2 separate regions of the Homo sapiens genome follow, and region 2 is linked to region 1. Evidence: chromatin loops called from intact Hi-C (ENCODE). Cell type or tissue: Caco-2. All regions are shown on one strand. Links, peaks and the distances in the headings refer to the core of each region. The heading gives the core; the rest is flanking DNA.

Evidence for each region. Peaks named below come from ENCODE experiments on the same cell type or tissue, not always from the same donor. Only the 100,000 strongest peaks of a DNase experiment are listed, where the experiment ranks them.
Region 2: a loop joins it to region 1, with 2.4 times the contacts of the local background. A loop is called at or near these places in 4 of 110 quality-filtered maps.

Annotation. Positions count from the first base shown.
Region 1 is chr17:65,293,040-65,295,948 of GRCh38, forward strand. No RefSeq gene overlaps it. Among named protein-coding and RNA genes, the nearest start is that of RGS9, 160 kb to the left of the region's middle. In Caco-2, for the core only: a CTCF peak has its summit at 1,306 (motif pointing right); a DNase peak (open chromatin) is centred at 1,362.
Region 2 is chr17:65,402,623-65,405,531 of GRCh38, forward strand. No RefSeq gene overlaps it. Among named protein-coding and RNA genes, the nearest start is that of LINC02563, 53 kb to the right of the region's middle. In Caco-2, for the core only: no CTCF peak of the experiment used is centred there; a DNase peak (open chromatin) is centred at 1,239.

The DNA of each region.
Region 1 (2,909 bases), core at 188-2,687:
AGCGCAGTGGAGTGATCAGGGTGCACTGTTGTTGAATTCCTGGGCTCAAGCAATCCTCCCTCCTTAGCCTTCCAAGTAGCGGGGACTGTAGGTGTGAGCAACCATGCCCAGCTATTTTAAAAATGTTTCTGTAGAGATGGGGTCTCACTGTGTTGTCCAGGCCGGCCTCAAACTCCTGGGCTCAAGTGATCCTCCCATTTCAGCCTCTCAAAGCTCTGGGATTGCAGGCCTGAGCCACCATGCCTGGCTAATGTTTTTCATTTCTTTAGCTCTTCTTCACTCTTCAAATGTCTGAAAGACTTCTGTGTGTTTTAGATCTTCTGTAAACACTGCTTATTAAGTTTGTAAAGTACTTGCCTTATGTGAATATACTCACTGGAATAACTAGAGAGCGTATTTTAAAGTGAGGGATCATCCTCCCACATTGGAGAGAGATGGTGATCTATTTAAGCTTCTTGCTATTCCCTAAAACCTCCACACTGTACATGCCACATCTGTGGATTCAGAAATATTTCTTAGTTAGTTTAATGGGGAATGCGGCCCCCATTCAGAAGAACAAATCCAATGGGAGTTGGTTCTGGTAGAGACAGCTGTCCACCACAACTATGCATGGCCGGGCCCAGCCCAAATGTCCTTCCCTCCGCTGATAGGGGTCTTGCTGGCCATGGTGGCCCCCAGTCTTTGGCAGCACATCTGAGGAACAATCTCCTTTGCTGTCTTTTAGGTTAGTGATTTCCTACGAAGCGGCTGTCCCCTCTTCTGCATCCAACTTGTCGCTCATTATTTGAACCGGCAAATGATGGCAATTAACCAGAATGGGGGCCTCATTTCTCTGCATCAAGTGGTGCCAGCCTTGGATGAGGAGTTGTAAACCTGATTCAAAGGGAGGGAGGAGAGACAGCGTGCCCAGGAGGGTGGGCCTTCCAGAATCACACGCCCCACATCAAATAACAAATCAACCTGCCCTAAGCGGTTATTTCTCTCTATTTGCATTACAGAAAAGCCACCCTCCGTTTATTTGGCTGTGAATGGCCCTGCCTCCAGCCTTCCTGGCAACTTTGCCAAGCTGGGATCAGCCTCGTGCAGGGGGCTGGTGCTTTGCCGTCAAAATTACCCCTTCCCTTTTGCTTCTGTGTTCAGGGCAGGACAGGAGGAAGACGAAGGTCCTCCCAGGCCTTTTTTAGGGACCCGTCCAGCTTGGCCTAAAAGCAGCGAAGAACCCACAGGAAACTCTACCAAATGGTTCTGCTCACCAGGCTCTCGGTGGAATGGGGGCCCTGAGCCACGTTCCTGGGTTTCCAGGGGCCTGTGCTCAGAGCAGCCAGTAGGTGTCTCCATCACACACTATTCGAGGACTCGCACCAGAGCAGACGTAGATAAGGCCTTCAGCTCTTACCCAGGTTGCTCAGGGAGGCTCTGGGGGTTCCTCAGGCACTGTCTTCTTGGGAGGAAGCAGGAGAGGGCATTTTAGGGATTGGGAGAGGAGCGAAGACTAGGCAGGCAGGACCAAGTGTGAAGGGATGGAGGGAAGGGCAAGTGCAGGTTTGCACAGTGGAAGAGGAGCTGGAAGGTGGAGCAATTCCCGCTGGGGAAAGGTGGGGAGAAGTGGGGAGGGAGGAAAAGGCTGAGGGCAGGCAGGATTTACAGAGGAGTTCAGTACACAGCCCCTGGAGGAAGGGCTGGGGCTGGGTTTGCACTGAAGTTCTAGCTCTTACTGGCTGTGGGGCTTTAGGAAAGTGATTCAACCTCTCTGCTGCCACTCACTCATCTATAATTGAAGACCCTACTACCACATAGAGGTGTTGGGCTATTTAAGTGAGAGTCCACATGAATAGTGCCTGCCGCCTAGTAAGCACTCAGTACATCTGAGTTATTTCTTATTAATTCGACAAGATGTTCAGGAGAAGCTGGTGCAAACTTGCGTGGCTCCTGCCCCACTTGCCCGCTCCTCACCCCCCCTTAAAGAAGCAAGAGGAGGCTGGGTGCGGTGGCTCATGCCTGTAATCCCAGCACTTTGGGAGGCTGAAGCGGGCACATCACTTGAGGTCAGGAGTTCAAGACTAGCCTGGCCAACATGGTGAAAGCCCGTCTCTACTAAAAATACAAAAATTAGCTGGGCTTGGTGGCAGGCACCTGTAATCCCAGCTACTCAGGAGGCTGAGGCAGGAAAACCTCTTGAACCTGGGAAGCGGAGGTTGCAGTGAGCCGAGTTCATGCCACTTCACTCCAGCCTGGGAAACAGAGCGAGACTCTGTCTCAGAAAAAAAAAAAAAAAAAAAAAGCAGCAGCTGGAAAACTTGGAAGCCAGATCTATTCAAACCAGCAGGACCTGTGGTGATGTTACTCAAGGGGTCCCTAAGGGACTGGCACAAGTCAGGGTGGAGCTATTATTTTAGTGGCATCATAGATGACAAGGGGATCCCCAATGATGGAAAGCAGCAAATGACTGCTCAGCTTTGAAGAAGGAAATGAGAGCAGACCAGCCTGTTAGCCAATGGCCAGCAGGCTTAGCCTTCTTTGAGAAGATGCTAGAATTGAACACCAACTATCTAAGGGACACAGGGGTGATGTAGCTTAGGGACAAAGAGCAGGAGCTCTGCTATAGTAAAGGCCTCAGCTCTTTGTCCCTAAGCTAAATAAATACTAAGGCTATAACTGGTTATGTGGCTGTAGGGCAAGTGACTTCAACCACTACAGTGCCTACTACCCCCCATGAGGGTGTTGTAAGGATCCAATGAGTTAGTATGTGTGAAGGGCTAAATAAATGAGGACTATTACTGTGAGACAGGAGGGAATAACCAAATGATGTTGTAAAGACCACACTGTCCCAGCCAAATCATTTACATTCATTTTTGCTTAAGGAGAAAACGTGGAAGGTTGGGGCTACAAGGGGAATCTGATCACTTTGC
Region 2 (2,909 bases), core at 297-2,796, 110 kb after region 1:
GGGCTCAGCCCTGAGCTGGGAGCCATCCCGTGTCTTGGGTGACACAGCACCACACCTTCGCCCCCATGCAACCACTCTGCAGTCCAGCCGGGACTCGGCCCCGCTTCCTAGCTGGGCAGAGAATACCCCTAACATTTGCAAATCAAATGCCTCATTCAGCTCCTCCCAGTTGATGACCATGGAGATGCTGGAGGACAGATGGGCCACCTGTCAAAAAATCTCATCAGGGGAGAGACAGTCAGGAGGGAAAATGTCATCTGCTTAGAGGAGGTCCTGGCTCAGCTGGGGTCCAAGTAAGTCAGTCTGCTGAGTCCTCCCCTCCAGGCATTCCCAGGAAAACTGAGTAGGCTATGGCCAGTCTCTGGGCTTATTCTGTTCCATGGGGGATGTCGGGGGTAGAGTGGGTAGGGGAGTTTCTGGCTGGGGACATCTACACTTTTGGGTCCCCCCACCCCCACCAATGTCCCAGCTGTAAGCCTCTCCAGAAAACAAGGCCTTCCTGCTTTTCCCTAGGCTGTGCCTCCGAGCCCCTCCACAGACCCCAGGGAGGGGGAGAAGGGGGCCCTCAGGCACATGGCCTGCAGCCCATCCATCTCAGCCCATCAGGCAGGCAGGGCTGAGCTGCATCTCCCCACCACTCCCACCCCCCAGCTGTTGCCATGACAGGCCTCTGTGCAGTGGAGATCCAGGCAGCCCAGACACTGGTGGCCAGGGCACGGAGGGTCAACGCCGTGGCTGGGGCAATGCCATATGCCAAGGCCCGCGGCTCCGGGCTCTATCCACCAACAGTCGCCCACTGGGACCCCTCCAGCTCATTGTTGAAGCAGCTGGGGGGCGGGACATTTTATGCTTTGTTGAGAGATAGTCTGCCTTTTTCATCTCTTCCCTAGACCTCTGGCCCCCAACAGAGGCCTAACTATGTTCAGCCCAAGCGCACCAATTGGCTACGAGCCGGGGCTACGTGAGGGCAATGTTGATGCGGCCAGGGTCGCAGAGTGGAGTCAATGGTCCACACCCCCCACTCCCACCCAGGCCCAGAATCTAGCCCCCACGAGCAAAACTCAAGTTTGACAAATTCCCACAGCACAAGCGACCCAACCCATCCGAATTCCAAACCTGTACTGTAATTTCTCCACCCTTATATTCTGTGTGTAGGAATCTGATAAAACAAAAACTCAATCACTCCCACAAACAATGCCTGCTGCCCCATCCATTCAGGGTAACAGATCAAAGGCACCAAGGACAGACAGAGTCATAAACATCAATCTCAATCCCCCAAGAGCTTTATCCCTGGATCTCCACCCCACCCATTACAAACGTACAAATGTGGTCTGGAGGCTCTGGGATGAGTTTCAGGACAAGTGTCTTTACTTTCTGTGCAAGCTGGCCAGGGGAAAAGTTCTAGGGAAAATAAGCTTGTCAAAGTCAATTTTTAAAGGCTTGCTTGTAACTGGAGTGAAGCTTTTAGTTTTTTCCTTCCTTATAACTTAACTTTTAGCCAATAGGGAAGTTGCCTGGCTAATAGGTAAGTTTGTGTCAGTTGGGGCTACAGGAAACTACCTATTACTATCATTTTTAATTTTATTCACTCATTAAGTATTTCTGGAGGGGTTTCTTTTTTTTTTAAGACAAGGTCTCACTCTGTTCCCCAGGATGAAGTGCAGTGGCGCAATCTCAGCTCACTGCAGCCTAGGCCTCCCGAGCTCAAGCCATCCTCCCGCCTCAGTCCTCCAAGTAGCGGGGACTACAGGCGTGAGCCACCATGTCTGGCTAATTTTTTAATATTTTGTAGAGATGTGGTCTCACCATGTTGGCCAGTCTCAAACTCCTGAGCTCAAACAATCCTCCTGCCTTGGCCTCCCCAAAGCACTGGTATTACAGGCATGAGCCACTGAGCCCAGCCAGGGTTTCTTTTTACATAAGCTCAGAAGGACACCTACTAGAGTTCAGAACCCACTCTGTTTTATGTGAATATAATATTCCACTCCTCAGAGGGCCGTTACAGCAGTGGGTCACTCTAATTGCTATACTGCCATGAGAGTTTCTTTGGGGAGTCCAAGCGACACATGAGAACTAGAACTTGGATAGACCTGGATTTCAATCCAGCACTGCAATTCATTATCTGTGAGAGCCTTGATCTCCTCTTCTATAAACCTTATAGGACTGTTGTGAGGATGAAATTGTCAATAATTATAATGGCAAATTCATTGAATTCTTAGTATGGACTAGGCATGGTGCTAGGCACATAAACCTTTCTTATTTAATCTCAACTACACTATGAGATAGGTATTACCATTATTTATATTTCAAAAATGAAACAGGAACAGAGAGGTCAAGCAAGGTGCACAAGATCACACAGCTACCTAATGGTGTAGTTGAGATTTGAACCCAGACAAACATGCATGAACATAAAATTACAATGTGGAGAACAAGTGAAAAAAAGATGGACCTGTGCTATCTGATACATGAAGACAGCACAGACAGAACATGTCCACCATCACAGAAGGTTCTACTGGGGGCCAGGCACAGTGGCTCATGCCTATAATCCCAGCACTTTGGGAGGCCAAGGCAGGCAGATCACCTGAGGTCAGGAGTTCAAGAGCAGCCTGGCCAACTTGGCGAAACCCTGTCTCTACTAAAAATACAAAAATTAGCCGGGTAGGGTGGCAGGCACCTGTAGTCCCAGTGATTCAGGAGGCTGATGGAGGAGAATCGCTTGAACCTGGGAGGTGGAGGTTGCAGTGAGCCAAGATAGTGCCACTGCACTCCAGCCTAGGTGACAGAGCAAGACTCCATCTCAAAAAAAAAAAAAAAAAAAAAAAAAAATATATATATATATATATATATATTACATGAAACCTCAGTGTATTCCATAAACAAAAGTGCCACATCAATTAGCATTTATTAAT